Linked DNA regions of Mus musculus: region 2 is linked to region 1. Evidence: chromatin loops called from intact Hi-C (ENCODE). Cell type or tissue: left cerebral cortex. All regions are shown on one strand. Links, peaks and the distances in the headings refer to the core of each region. The heading gives the core; the rest is flanking DNA.

Evidence for each region. Peaks named below come from ENCODE experiments on the same cell type or tissue, not always from the same donor. Only the 100,000 strongest peaks of a DNase experiment are listed, where the experiment ranks them.
Region 2: a loop joins it to region 1, with 3 times the contacts of the local background. A loop is called at or near these places in 24 of 42 quality-filtered maps.

What each region holds. Positions count from the first base shown.
Region 1 is chr12:55,491,894-55,498,515 of GRCm38, forward strand. It overlaps Nfkbia (nuclear factor of kappa light polypeptide gene enhancer in B cells inhibitor, alpha), which reads right to left and starts at 754. Exons shown (of 6, transcript NM_010907.2): 1 at 407-754. The coding sequence starts at 633. Gm36634 (a long non-coding RNA gene) reads left to right here and starts at 1,402. Exons shown (of 3, transcript XR_381610.3): 1 at 1,402-2,453; 2 at 5,888-6,057. In left cerebral cortex, for the core only: a CTCF peak has its summit at 3,361 (motif pointing left); a DNase peak (open chromatin) is centred at 3,379; H3K4me3 peaks cover 898 bases; H3K27ac peaks cover 2,161 bases.
Region 2 is chr12:55,431,158-55,437,779 of GRCm38, forward strand. It overlaps Gm36571 (a long non-coding RNA gene), which reads right to left and starts at 1,439. Exons shown (of 3, transcript XR_381607.3): 1 at 1,286-1,439; 2 at 999-1,059. In left cerebral cortex, for the core only: a CTCF peak has its summit at 1,916 (motif pointing right); a DNase peak (open chromatin) is centred at 2,864.

The sequences.
Region 1 (6,622 bases), core at 706-5,705:
AGGCCGCGGCCGCGGTGTTTTCCGCGAGGTTATTATGAGCTGAGTGTTCCTGGCAGCCGCCCAGGGACTTTCCGTGCCCCACCCCCTCCGGGCGGGCGCCGGCCAGACCGGCCCGCCCTCCGCCGCCCGGAACGCCCTGTACTTCCCCTCGCGGCCGCGCGGCGCCCGGCGGCTGCGCGCCACCGCTGCCAGGCCGGGACTTTGCGTCCTCGCCGCCGCTGCCGCCCCGCCCCCCCCGGCCTGCGCTCGGCGACTCCGGGTCCGGGGACAGGGGAGGAGGGGGAGGGGGGAAGACAGGCGGCCCGCCGCAGCCCCGGCGCCCCGCAACCCCGGCGCCCTCGCCGTGCAGAACCCCGAGCGCGCTGCAGGCCCCGCGCGACCCCCACCGGTGCCCGGCGCCACTTACGAGTCTCCGTCCTCCGTGAGCTGCTGCTTCCAGGGCTCGGCGGCCAGCGGCGCCTCCTGCGGCTGCAGGCGGATCTCCCGCAGCTCCTTCACCATTTGCTCGTACTCCTCGTCCTTCATGGAGTCCAGGCCGCTGTCGTGGCGATCGTCCACCAAGCGCTCCTTCTTGAGGCCATCCCGCGGGCCCTCCATGGCCCAGTCCTGGCCGTGCCCAGCTGGCTGAAACATGGCTGTGCGGGGCTGAGCGGGTGCAGGCTGCAGGCTGCTGGCGGCTGGCTGGCGAGGTCTGACTGTTGTGGGCTCGGCAGCGCCGCCGCGGCGCCCTATAAACGCTGGCAGGGGATTTCTCAGGGGCGGGGTCAGGCGCGGGGAATTTCCAAGCCAGTCAGACTAGAAAAAGAACTGGCTCGTCCTCCACTGAGAAGCCTAAACCCAGGGCCGGGGTTCATCGGAGAAACTCCCTGCGATGAGCCACTGGGGTCATGCACAGGGAACTTTTTGATGAGCCCTGAGTGGCTGGAAAGTCCTCCCGACCAGGCCCCCTCCCTCTAGGTACTTCCCTGCAGCCTGCACTCAGTAACCCCAGCCCTCTGCAAGAACCCTTCTTTCCCTGGGGTTTCCCACCGGGCGATTTTGGTTTGGGGTCCCAAGCTGCGCAGCTTCCAAGGACGCAGACCTGCTAGGCTGTTCCTCTTAGCGATTTGCCAGTTTGCAGGTCTTTTCCGGTTTTTGATCTTTTTGAAAACCCAAGAGTGGAAACGCTGGCTAGGTGCAGGGATTCGCTTCTCCTAAATTTCTGCGACGACGGACATATGAGTGGTTCCGGGGCCGGCTGTGTTTTGTCTGTTCCAGGCCCTTTGCAATGCAGGGACATTTGGCTGTCCTTCACTCCTACTCCATGAAGCTGTAAAAACTTTGGCATTAAAACAAACAAAACCACCACCACCACCAACAAAAACCAAGAGCTTGGAGAACCCCTAGATTATTTCCTAGGGGTCAATAATCTTGCCCCCCCCCCCGGGGGAGGGGCAAATCCTAGCTCCGTATGGGAACCACATTTTTCCCCAAGTAATGCAAGCTGTTAATCTTAGTAGAAGTTGTAGTTTCCTTGCAACCGCAACTGTTGCGTTCTTGCTGTCGGAGTTAACTTGTTGCAGAGAATGAAGCCGGAGCTTATTGTGAATGCCTAGCAGAGCAATTGACTTAGTGCCCTAGCCAAGGCTGGCCTCTCAAACATAGCTAAAAAAGTAACTGTGAGGTATCCTGCAGGAGGCTCAAGATAGTCCTAACACAGACCCCATCTGAAACCTGCTGCTTCTATCAGCTTCCTTGCTCCCAAGGGACCGCGGCATTATGGGTAGCTGCTCCCCCAAGAAAGGGATTTGGGCCTGTGAGCCTCTAGTTTAACCGGCAAAAGTACAAATGTTACTTCCACCCCACCCCTACTTAGGGAAAATTAAAGCAACGTGGATCAGAGTTTGTCAGACCAGATCCAGGAGGCCTCTCTAGTTCTGCATAGATTTCTGGTGAGATGTGAATGATCTTTTTCTTAATGAGCCTTATGTCAGCTTTCCTCTCTTTGGAATTCCAGCGCCTCCCCCTGAGTATGCATGTGAAGACACTGAGGGAAAAGATTCAAAATCCAGGAAAAACCAAAAAGCCTCCAGACAGTAAGGGCCAGGTTAAAGTTAAAACTTCCTCAGCGAATTCTCCTTTTCCTCTCAGTGGCAAGTTGGATCTGCAAGTGTAATTGAGTGGGACATAGTGAGATTGATCATGAGCAGGACATCTCAATTCCACGCTCTGCCTTTCATTAAATACATTAGTTGGAGAAGTCACTTAACCTTTTTTTTTTATGGTATACTTGCTTTTATAATAATAAGATTGGATCTGTGCTGGTGGGGTGGTTTGAGACAGGGTTTACGTTGTAGGCCCGGCTGGTCTGGATTTCACTGTGTTGTCCCTGTTGACATTGAACTGTTAGTAGGACCTCTGCCTCAGCTTCCCCCTGAGAGCTGGAATTGCACGTCAGTCCTGGAATATTTAAGGTACTTTGTGATATCAGATGGGCATCATTTGTCTAGAAATACACGTCTCTGCTTGGAAGTATGAGTGTGGACTTTTGGAAATATCACAGTATAAATTTTTGGAGGAACCCAGCTTCGTATGCATTATGGTTAGTTCTCAGAAGTAATATTGTAAGCTAGGTGCGGTTCCCATTTTCCTAAAGAAGAAAACAAAATACTTAGAGATGTACCCAGGCCCCCTAATGTCAGTTCGTCTAATTTCTACTACAATATATTAATCATTTTGGTAAAGTATATGTTAACCCTTGGAAACACCTTGCAAAAATGAGACCAAAATGTAGTATAATTTGGAATACACTAAAAGTATTTAGCCTAGTTTGAGGTCAATATGGGCAACATAAGACCCAGTCTTGAACAGCTCCCCAGCCCCCAAATCTGTCTTCCGCTTGGGAGATAAAGCAGAGGATAGGTAGTTTCTCATCTGGAGATAGTTCTTTAAAACTGCAGAGCAGGGCTGAAGGAATGGCTCAGCAGTTAACAGCACTAGCTGCTATTCCAGAAAACCTGAGTTTGATTCCCAGCACCTACGTGGTGTCCTGCAACTCCAGTCCCGGGAGATTCAGCACCGCCAGGCACCAAGCATGAGGGTGGAACACATACATACATGCAGGCGAAACATTCATATACATAAAAAATTAAGTAATATAAAATTTAAGCAATGTACCCTATTGTAATGAATATATATATATGAAGTTAAAGTTTGTAAAAAAAAAAGCCACAGTATGGACTCAAAGCCCCATCTATAAAGGATACTGCAGAAGGTGACTTGGGGCTGCAGGTATAAAATGAAGGAGTATGTATATTTATGCCTCCTTGGGCTGTCCCGACAGCTTCAGGCCTTGGCATCAACTTCGGTATTGTTTAGTGTGACACCTAGTGGCAGGAGTCAGGCTCAAGCATTTCTGGGCTGTCACAGAACCCTTTGAAAAAATCTGGGCGGTGCTGAGGCCGGCTGACTTGGCCCTCCCTGGGAATTCCCTAGGAGTTACCTTCTGTTTACCTGCAGCTCAGGAACACTGTTGACTTACTAAAGTGAGCCAACAGGCTTTCTTTCCATGCACGGCTCCATATAGCTTAAGTCAACAACACCACAGCTCAGCAGGATTGTGTGTGGACAGACAAGAAGGAAGATGTCCAACAATGAAAGGGTCTGGCTTCTTGGAGGCGGCAAGTGAACTTGTGGATCCTTCCATGCTTCAGTTTTCTCCTCATTGTCAAACATTTATCTAAGCTTAACACTTTTAAACTGTCAAAGCTTTACATCACTGTTTTGGAGACAAGGTCTCACCATTGGGTCACAGCCAGCCTTGACCTCCTGAGTGCTAGGATTGCAATCGTCCGACACTGTGCCTAGCCCTGTCTTGGTGTTTGTGAGCTCAGGGCTGGGGATGACCTCAGGGCCTCTTGCAAAGATGATAAACACATAGTTTACCACGAAACTACACCTCAGTCTTTTGTTTTTCCTTTTAAAGCAGAAGGCAAAAATAATATCTTGTACCTTGTAGCAACTTAGTGTAGGCTGGCCTCAAGAGATGACAAGATGGCCCCACAATGGTCCCGGACTGGCTATGGACTGAAGCTCCTCTGTGGGAAAGGGATGTTGTCAAGGCAGATGAGACTGGATAGTTCATGAATCCTCCTGGGTGAAACTAAACTTCCTCCCTCAAAGGAGCTTTTGTGCAAGTTCAACCAGGTGGTCCAACCTGCCCCACCCCATCCCCCATGGGCAGACTGGCTTGGGTCAATTGTTTTAGGCAATTATTCCTAACTTGTTTTAGTCCCAGACAGGAGCGCGCAGGAATGAGACAACCCATGCTGGTGCAGCTGGGCTGGAGAAGAGAGGAGCAGGAGACCTAGAAGGGGCAAGCATGGTAGAAATGCACAGTGGCCAGCCCTGATGTGACAGTGTGAATGCAGATGTGCAACTCTGTCTCTAACTCAGGCTTCTGTGGTGGCTAGCCTCCACCCTGTAAGACCGTGGAAGCTCCACCCCCCACCCCACTCCACCCCAGCTAGAGATCTTTTCCCACAGAAAGGCAGCTGTCAGGACTTCCATTTGCACTGAGATAAAAATAAACAGTCAAAGCCTTAGTGGGCTTCCTTTGCTTCAAATCCTACATTGTCATGGAGATCAAAGCCTTAGAGGACGTCTGCAGAAGTTCCTACCCACAGAGGCCAGGCAGGACTCACAGGTGAGGGTCTAAAGGAAGTAAAGGAATTTCATCAGTCTGAGGCAAGTTTACTTTTCCTTCCTTTGAGGTCAGGCCATGTGGCACGGATGCCCTTGCTGTTCGGTTTGTCTACCATTTGTTAAAGGAAGAAGAAGAAGGAAAAAAAAAAAAGCAATACTGGTGTGGCGGGAGTTTCCCGGTTTTTAAGACACTATTCCAGCCAGGCCTGGTGGTGTGAGTTTGTAACCCCAGCTACTCAGGCACTAGAGTGCAAGAGGATCAAACACTCAAGGCCTGCTTGGACTACCTAGATGGTTTCAAGGTCAACCTGGCCAGTGAGACCCTGTCTCAAAGTCATAAGTAAAAAGAGGCCTGAGGCGGAAGCTCACAGATAAAGCACGGACCTATCATGTAAAATAGTTCAAAAATATGAAAACGGAAGCACTTGGAGGCAGAGGCAGGCAGAGGTTGAGGCCAGCCTAGTTTACAGAATGGGTTCCTAGATAGCCAGGGCCACACAGAGAAACCCTGTCTCCAAAACCGATAGATAAATAAATATAAACAAACAAATAAGTAAATAAATAAGACAGTCCTAGCACTGAGAGGAGTGAATGGAAGCCTGGTCCTACCCCCTAACCAAGAAGCTCTTGGCAATCCATAGCCTCTGGCTAAGAGAAGATCTGGTTTCTCTAGTGGCGCACCACTGAGTGTATTAACCTTCACCCTCCAGGGCAGACCCCAGGGCCAGGGGTAGTTGGCCAATACAGCTAAAACTCCCTGGGTTTAAAAAACAAAATCCTAATTTTTATTATACATATATGGATATTTTGTCAGAATGTATGTCTGTGTAGTACCTTGTGCATGTACCGCCCACAGAGGCCAGAAGACTCCCTCCTAGGACTGGAGTTATAGGTGGCTGAGGATTGGCTTGTGAGTGCTGCTGCTGCTGGAACCCAGGTCCTCTAGCCGAGCAGCCAGGGGACCTAACCACTGAGCAACCTCTCCAGCCCTTTGTGTCTTTGTTTTTGTTTTGTTGCTGTTGCTGTTGTTGTTGTTGTTGGTGGTGGTGGTGTGTGTCCATTTAGAATGTGCAAGGCTGACCCTGGCAGGCAAGGTTAGAACTAGAGACTCTGAGCCCCGAAAACAGTTATTCCTTCTCCAAAGCCGGTTTTCAAACCTGCTTGTAAAACACAACAAGTCCAACATTGTTCTAATTTCTCACAGGAGGACTGCGTGTATCTACTTCGAAGTCTCGTTATTTCAGTCAACACCCGTGCATGGCTTCTGCTCACTGGGGAAGTTGCTGCAGGGGTAGGAGGAGACCTGGTGTCAGCCCTGGCCAGAACTGGCTCGCTCCTCTCTGCTTGTTGACAGTAACCAGGCAACAGGTTCAGGTGCGTAGGATTGTTCATCTCTGTTGTGTTCTGGGAGGAGAACTTGGGTCAGGAATGCAGTTGGAGGTTTGACAGCACATGGCTTCAGCACGCGCAGGTGCCTCTCCTGCTCTCAGGTGCAAATTTATTCTGAGTTTAATCAGGGGAGGAGGAGGAAGAGGGGAGGGGGAGGGGGAGGGGAGGGACAGGGAAGAGGCTGCGGCAGCAGCTTAGAAGTAAGGCAGACTGTACATAAAATCTGGCTGCTGCCAAGTCTTATGTAGACCAAGGTCCCTGCCTATGGGCAGCATCATTAGGAAAGGGGCCGTTGATCCTTCTCAGCACCAGGAACATAATAAACCCAGCCTACTTCCCCAAACTACCTGGACGGTGTCAGCCCCTCTCCCTCATGGTCTAAATTTGAGAAATGTTTTGGATACAGAGATTCAGAGTGCAGGTCACTGGGAGATTGCTTTAGGTTACAGAGGAAGAGAGGTTTGGCCTCAGCACCTTCCAGTGAGGAGCTCCAGGCCCCTCTGTTGTCTGAGACCGTTGTCTGAGTTCCCATCACTTGGGTGAGGACTCT
Region 2 (6,622 bases), core at 805-5,804, 61 kb before region 1:
ATGGATCCACCTGGGAAAGTGAAGGAATGAAGAAAAGATAGACAGACAGACAGACAGAGAACTGGGGTCAGGTGGATTGTGCTCCTTGGTAGTTCTGCCCGTCTTCTGTAATTTTCTCTGAGCCTTATGTGTGGGCTTGTATTACAGATGAGTCAGTTAGGGTCTCTAATAGTCTCCATCTGTTGCAAAAAAACCTTCTTGGGTGATGGCAGCTCCATGTGTCTCTGGGCATAAGGACAGATAGTTAGAATACAGTCAGAAAGTATACTAGTTTAGGAAAGTGGTCCTCCTCTAGGGTCAGTGAGCTCACCAGCCATGGGTAGTTAGCTGGGTTTACAGTGCCAGGTACCACATGGGTAGTTAGTTAGCTGGGTTTACAGTACCAGGCACCAGCCATGGATTTACAGTAAAAATTCCCTCCTGTTAAGTGGCCGTACATCCAAGTTGGTTATCCCCAAGACAAGATGCCAGATTATAAATATATAAATATATAAATATAAAAATATAAAAATATATAAAAATATATAAATAAATATATAAATATATAAATATAGAATGCCATCTTTCCACTATTGGGGTTGGAGAGATGGCTCAGCAGTTAAGAACAATGGGCAAACCTTCCAGAGGACCTGGATTTCCAACTACTTATAACTCCAGTTCCAGGGGGTCTGATGCCATTTTCCAATTCTGTGCATACGGATTGAGCACAAACATGCAAGCAAAACTTAGAAACAAATACACATAGAAATAAATAAATCTTTTTTTTTTAAATGCCACTTGCGCCCCACTGTGAATAGCTTGCCCATCCGGTCTGTCGTTCACGGGCTTCACAGCTGGGCAGGGCTATGGTCCTTTCTCCCTGGGCAGCTTGCATGTCACCTTCCAACACTGTGGAAGCCCTCCCTCCAAAAGGACGCCCCCAGGGCAGCTCAGCTTCTTCATTCCTCGATGTGTACAGTGTCTGATGTGTACGGTGTGTTAGGCAATTGGGGCCTTACCTTCAAACTCTGGCAAGTAGAAAGGATCAGCAGATGGCTTAGTGGATGAAGTGCTGGCTGCCTAGCATCAAAGAAAAAGAAAGCATAAACTTCGTTTTGTGAGCAAATAAGCCAAAGAATTCCCCGGTAAAATACAGAAAAAGAAAAAGAAAAAGAAAAAGAAAAAGAAAAAGAAAAAGAAAAAGAAAAAGAAAAAGAAAAAGAAAAAGAAAAGAAAAAAAAGGGTGTGGGTCATTTCTTCAGTGTTCCCACATCCTGTAAGGAGCACAGCCTAGAGACTGCCTTACCATGCTGTTCACGACCTGTCCTTGAATGACTCTGCTTTTAGATCACTGCCCTGAGCCAGGAGGTGTCACACTGTACACATTCATGGAGTGTTCTCCAAGTTCCCGGGGCATCTATTTCTCACTATGCAGAGCGCATGCGCCACCAGGAAGTACACAGCCTCGGGGTCCTGATGCCTCAGTTTCCTTTACCAGCAAGCTTCACAAATAGTCAGTCACTGCCTGCAGGTTAGAATGGCTTCAGCTCCAGCCTGCCATTACTCCAACCTTGTCTTATCTGGAGACACAAGGTGACATCTGGAGACACAAGGTGACATCACCATCATGTGGTGGTGTTTGGTTCTGTCTCAGATAGAGCTTCTTCCCACAGACTCCTTTTCACAAGGAAGAAAAGAAGAAAGCTCGCAGAAACTAGTCTCGAATGTTCTGTAACACCTCTTTTCTATGCTGTGTCTTATGAGGCTGATCAGTGAAGACTTTCAACTGAATTGTGCTCAGTTTAAACTCAGGGGTTCTCAGCGTCTCACATGAAACGTCTAGAGGGTCTTTTAAAATTACTTATTGGTTTTAAAGATGTGATTGTTTTATTGGCATGCGTGTTTGTTTGTGCACCACATGTGTGCAGTACCCGAGGAGGCCGGAAGAGGTCACCGCATCTTCAGGAGTTGGAGTTACAGATGGTTGTTAGGCTGGGAACCAAACATGGGTTCTCTGAAAGAACAATACTGGCTCTTAACTGCGGGGCCATCTCTCCAGTCCCTTCGGGGGTTGTTTTCAAAGTGTGTAAGTCAGCCCCACACCCCCAACCCCACCTCCACCACCACCAAAGATAGCACATCAGTCCAGAAGCCACCCCCTCAACTGCTGATCTGCGCATGCGTGTTTTGAGAGTGCTCCCGAGTCGAGTCTGTTTCCTGAGGATTAGGAAGGAACATCTGCAGGAGACTTGATTGATCACTTACCCTCAGGTCTACCAGGGACCCATTCCGCTTCAACACCCTTTGGACCAGTGCGCAGCAAGCTTATAGTGTACTAAGGTCGGGTTTCTGGAAAGTGACCTTGTTGTGTGTTAGATTCATGTTGACTGTGTCTCTGCTAATCGCACCCTTGACTCCACAGCTCGTGGAAGGAATAAAACCTGTGAATGTTTGCGAATAATGAACACGGCAAGCTCATCTTAGGGCTCCCCCTTCAAGGATTTGCGGCAGATCCACCATGTCTATCTACAGTCCTCTGTCTATGAGAGGTCTTTCCCAGACCCAGAGGATTGCAAAAGGAAGAGCACAGAGAATTCTGACTTAGAAGATGGAAATGGCCGGCGCTCTCGGGTGGGAAGTTGTGCTGCTTGAGTTGGGTGTGCCTGTTGATATTTCTTTTGAGTGGTTGTCACAAGAAAACAGTGGGGCAGGGGCATCCTGTCTGACCTTCTTGCATGAGGGTATCCGCAAAGCCCAGTTAACCAGGTTCCGCAGCTTCTGCACAGACCGTGCTGCAGTGATTAGCCCTTGCTGGGACTGGAATGAGGATGACAACAAAACAGCAGAACAGGAAAAACCTGGTTTGCCTGGGCAGAGAACCAGTGCTCTGCGGGGAGGCCCTGCTGACAGCCTCAGAGGGCTCAATCACCCTCACAGGGGTTTTCCAGGGAGAGAAGCCCGGAGCAGTTACTGACTGGATTTAGGTATCTTGTCCACAGCTACCACCACAGTACAACCAGGCAGCCTCTGGAGGCTTAGCTGGCCCTTGTTTCTGGGAGTTCATGCGAGTCTTCAACAAGAGGGAAGAAGAGAGTTTCTCTTTCAATATCAGCGTTAAGCAAAAAAAAAAAAAAAAAAAAAAACCATTTTAGATGAGTTTGTTTTTATATGTATGAGCCCATTGCCTGAACGTGTATATTTGCACACACACCTGACACCCACCCCAACCTGTGTTATTTCTGAAGTGGCAAGAGCTGTGGGACAGGCAAGTTTACCCCCTCTAAAGAAAGTAGTCTGCTTGCCCAAGGAGAAAAGCCATAGAGTCCTTCCACTGCTGGGTGACCTAAGGAGACTGCTTGCTTCTCTGTACCCTCTCTGTTAGGAACAACTCTAGAAAATGCACTTTTTCTAGAAAAAGTGGCCAGGGGCTGGGCATGATGCCATATACCTACTTGAGCAACAGACACAGGAGGATCAGGAGTTCAAGGGCATCTTCAGCTATATAAGAAGTCTGAGGCCAGCCTGGGCCATGTGAGACTGTGTAAAAATAAAAATTAAAAAAGAAACAAGCAGAGGGAGCCAGGGAAGAGGCTGATCAGAGGCCGTGGGATTCCATCTCTCCTCAGTTTAGGAAACATGTTTGTGTCCCAGCACCACATTATGGCTCACAGTCATCTGAAAATCCAATGAGGAGATCTAATGCCTTCTTCTGACTTTCAAGGGCACCAGGAACACATGGTGCATATACATATATCTAGACAAAATACTCATACTTAGAAAATAAAATTAAATAATCTAGAAGAAGGAGGAGGAGGAGAGGAAGAAGAAGAAAGAGAGAGAAAGAGAGAAAGGAAGAAAGGAAGGAAGGAAGGAAGGAAGGAAGGAAGAAAGAAAGAAAGAAAGAAAGAAAGAAAGAAAGAAAGAAAGAAAGAAAGAAGAAACCATTTCACACTGATCACCAGCAAGCATAACTTTAGTTTTAGTGATGGTCAAGGCAAGACAGGCTGAATCTCTCCGGGGCAGAGAGCTGAGGCCCTTCCTCTCTCATTGAGGAAACCATCTCTGAGACCAGGTGTGCCAGCATTGAGTCCTGGCTGCTTCCAGCAGGGTGGGAATTTGGACCTTTGTAGATGCAAATTAGACATGATATGTGGGCCAAACTAGCCTCCTGGCCTGCTTCTAGACAGGCTCTGTCAGGGACAACCCCAGGGACCTGCAGCCTTTGGTCCCTGAGACCAAGTCCTTCCTGCCACAAACCATGTGATGATCTTGTCTGGGACCTTGTCTCCTCCTCCTCCTCCTCCTCCTCCTCCTCCTCCTCCTCCTCCTCCTCCTCCTCCCACTCCTCCCACTCCTCCTCCGTTTTGTTTTGTTTTGTTTTGTTTTGTTTTGTTTTGTTTTGTTTGAGACAGGGTTTCTCTGTATAGCCCTGGCTGTCCTGGAACTCACTCTGTAGACCAGGCTGGCCTCGAACTCAGAGATCCGCCTGCCTCTGCCTTCCGAGTGCTGGGATTAAAGGCGTGCGTCACCACACCCGGCTCAGTGTACACAAATTGACTGTCTCTGTGAAGTGGGGAATCCTGCTTTCCTATGCAGTATATTTCATGGTCACTGTGAAGTAGGCAGTTTCTTCAGCGCAAGCTTCTCAGGTAGAGCTAAGGATGCTCAACTGACTTTTCATTTGTGAAAACCTCCAGTTTCAGGTTTTCTTGCACAAAGTGAGGGAGCTGCTGCTCCCCCCACCCCAGTGGGGAAACAGCCCATGAAGCAGGTATGGCGGTGCGCACCATATTCCTAGAAGTTGGAACCACCCTGAGTTTGAGGTCAGCCTGAGACCTTATCAAAGAAAAGGCATATGAATCCTAGTTCTGACACTTGCCCACCCTCCACCCCCGACTCCAGAGAGAGGCTGGGAACGGTGAAGAGCCTGTTCACAGAGTGAAGCCAGAAATTAGACAGAGTCTCTCTGTGCAGCCATGGCTGGCCTGAAACTTGGTCGATCAGACTGGTTTCCAGGGTGCTGGATTAAAGATGTTTGCCACCACACCTGACCTGAGACAGTGCATGTACTGTGCTAGAGAGAACGCCGGCTAGGGCTGGGGATGTAGCTCGTTGGTGGAGTGCTTGCCTGGCAATGCATGAAGTCCTGGGTTTGATCCTGAGCCCCACACAAACCAAGCATGCTACTGCATGCTTATAACCCGGCACTTGGAAAGTGGAGATAGAAGGGGCCAAAGTTCAAGGTTAGCCTCACCATATCTGGAGGCTAGCTTGGGCGACTCCACGCTATGTTTTAAACAAAAGGATACATCACTGTTTTAGAGCTGCTTTCAAGTGTCCATGGCATCCTAAACTTCTAAAATGTGATTTCCTGAGAATATTTTCATATCCAAAGCAGAAACCCTGGCTGTTCCTATCAGTCCCCCTCCCCACTGGTTCCATACCTGAGCAAGCAGACATGGCCCTGTATATCTATACATGGTTTCTTCAGCCAGGGAGTGAACTTCCCACCTTTTTAAAGATATTCTGCCCCCCCCCACCCCCATCACTAATTTGTTCGGGATATATGAGGCCCTTTTTTCAGGGTGTGGAGGGGGCGAGCCTCTGGCCTCACCTGAGGAGAACTGTTTCTTCCTGAGAGAGCACACCAGGAAGCAAGCTGAGAGGGGCCCTGGATTTAGGGTTGTCTCTCACTCCCTTTTTGTTCTGGGGTATACAGAGTCCTCGAAGCCCCGCTGGTCCTGGTTCAGCTGGACCCTCACAGAGCAGAGCTGTTAGGTCCCTGACCTGCACTGAGAGCCTGCCTTCCCCAGGGCTCCTCACCCCAGCCTGTTGCCATGGAGAAGATGATGGGTGTGTGGGTCAATGCCCCCTGGAGAAAGAAGGTCTGTTAAGGAGGCCTTAGAGGACAGAGAGGTAGCCACTGGGAAACAAACTCATTTGATGACCTGCAGTTACTCTCAGAAGCCAGTGAAGTTTGCCAGCCTCTTCGAGACAGCCTAGCTCTTCCAACTCTCCATATCCCAATAGGAAGGTATGGCCGCTTGGAGCCTAGATTGTGCAAGAGATTTTGCAACCTCATGATGACTTTTGTCACCTATAGAGAACCGCAGGCCAGCTCACAAGCCAACTTGCTTATCAGGTTATTGGAGTCAGGAGGATTATCGGCCTTGGGATGGGGAAACCCTCTCTTACACAGCTTCCTTCCTGCCCCCTGACTGGGCCCCATGGATGGAGGAAGGCTTCCTGGACCTGGTAACTTGGCTGCTGGGCTCCCAGCCAAGTATCCCGAGGACACTCCTGACACCTGGATTCTTCTTCTCTTCCTGGGGCGTGGGGACCCTGAATGGGCGCCTTCTCTGCATAGAAAACACCCAAATGTGTCAGGGCTCTGGGACAGCAACTCCAGCCACCTGTCCAGTTTGTTCTGTATGACACCTCCGAACCCAGTGAGGACCCTTTCTCTCACACAGATCGTGCCTCCTACCGGCAAGGCCCTTATCTGCCAAGACTGGGCTATAAACCTGGTGTGAACCTGCCCAGCTCACGGCAGGTGCCCAGTGACGGTTCTGTCTCAAGGCCCTTTACCGACACAGTGCCATCAGTCAGCAAGGACATGTGCACATCTGACCTGTAACAGTTG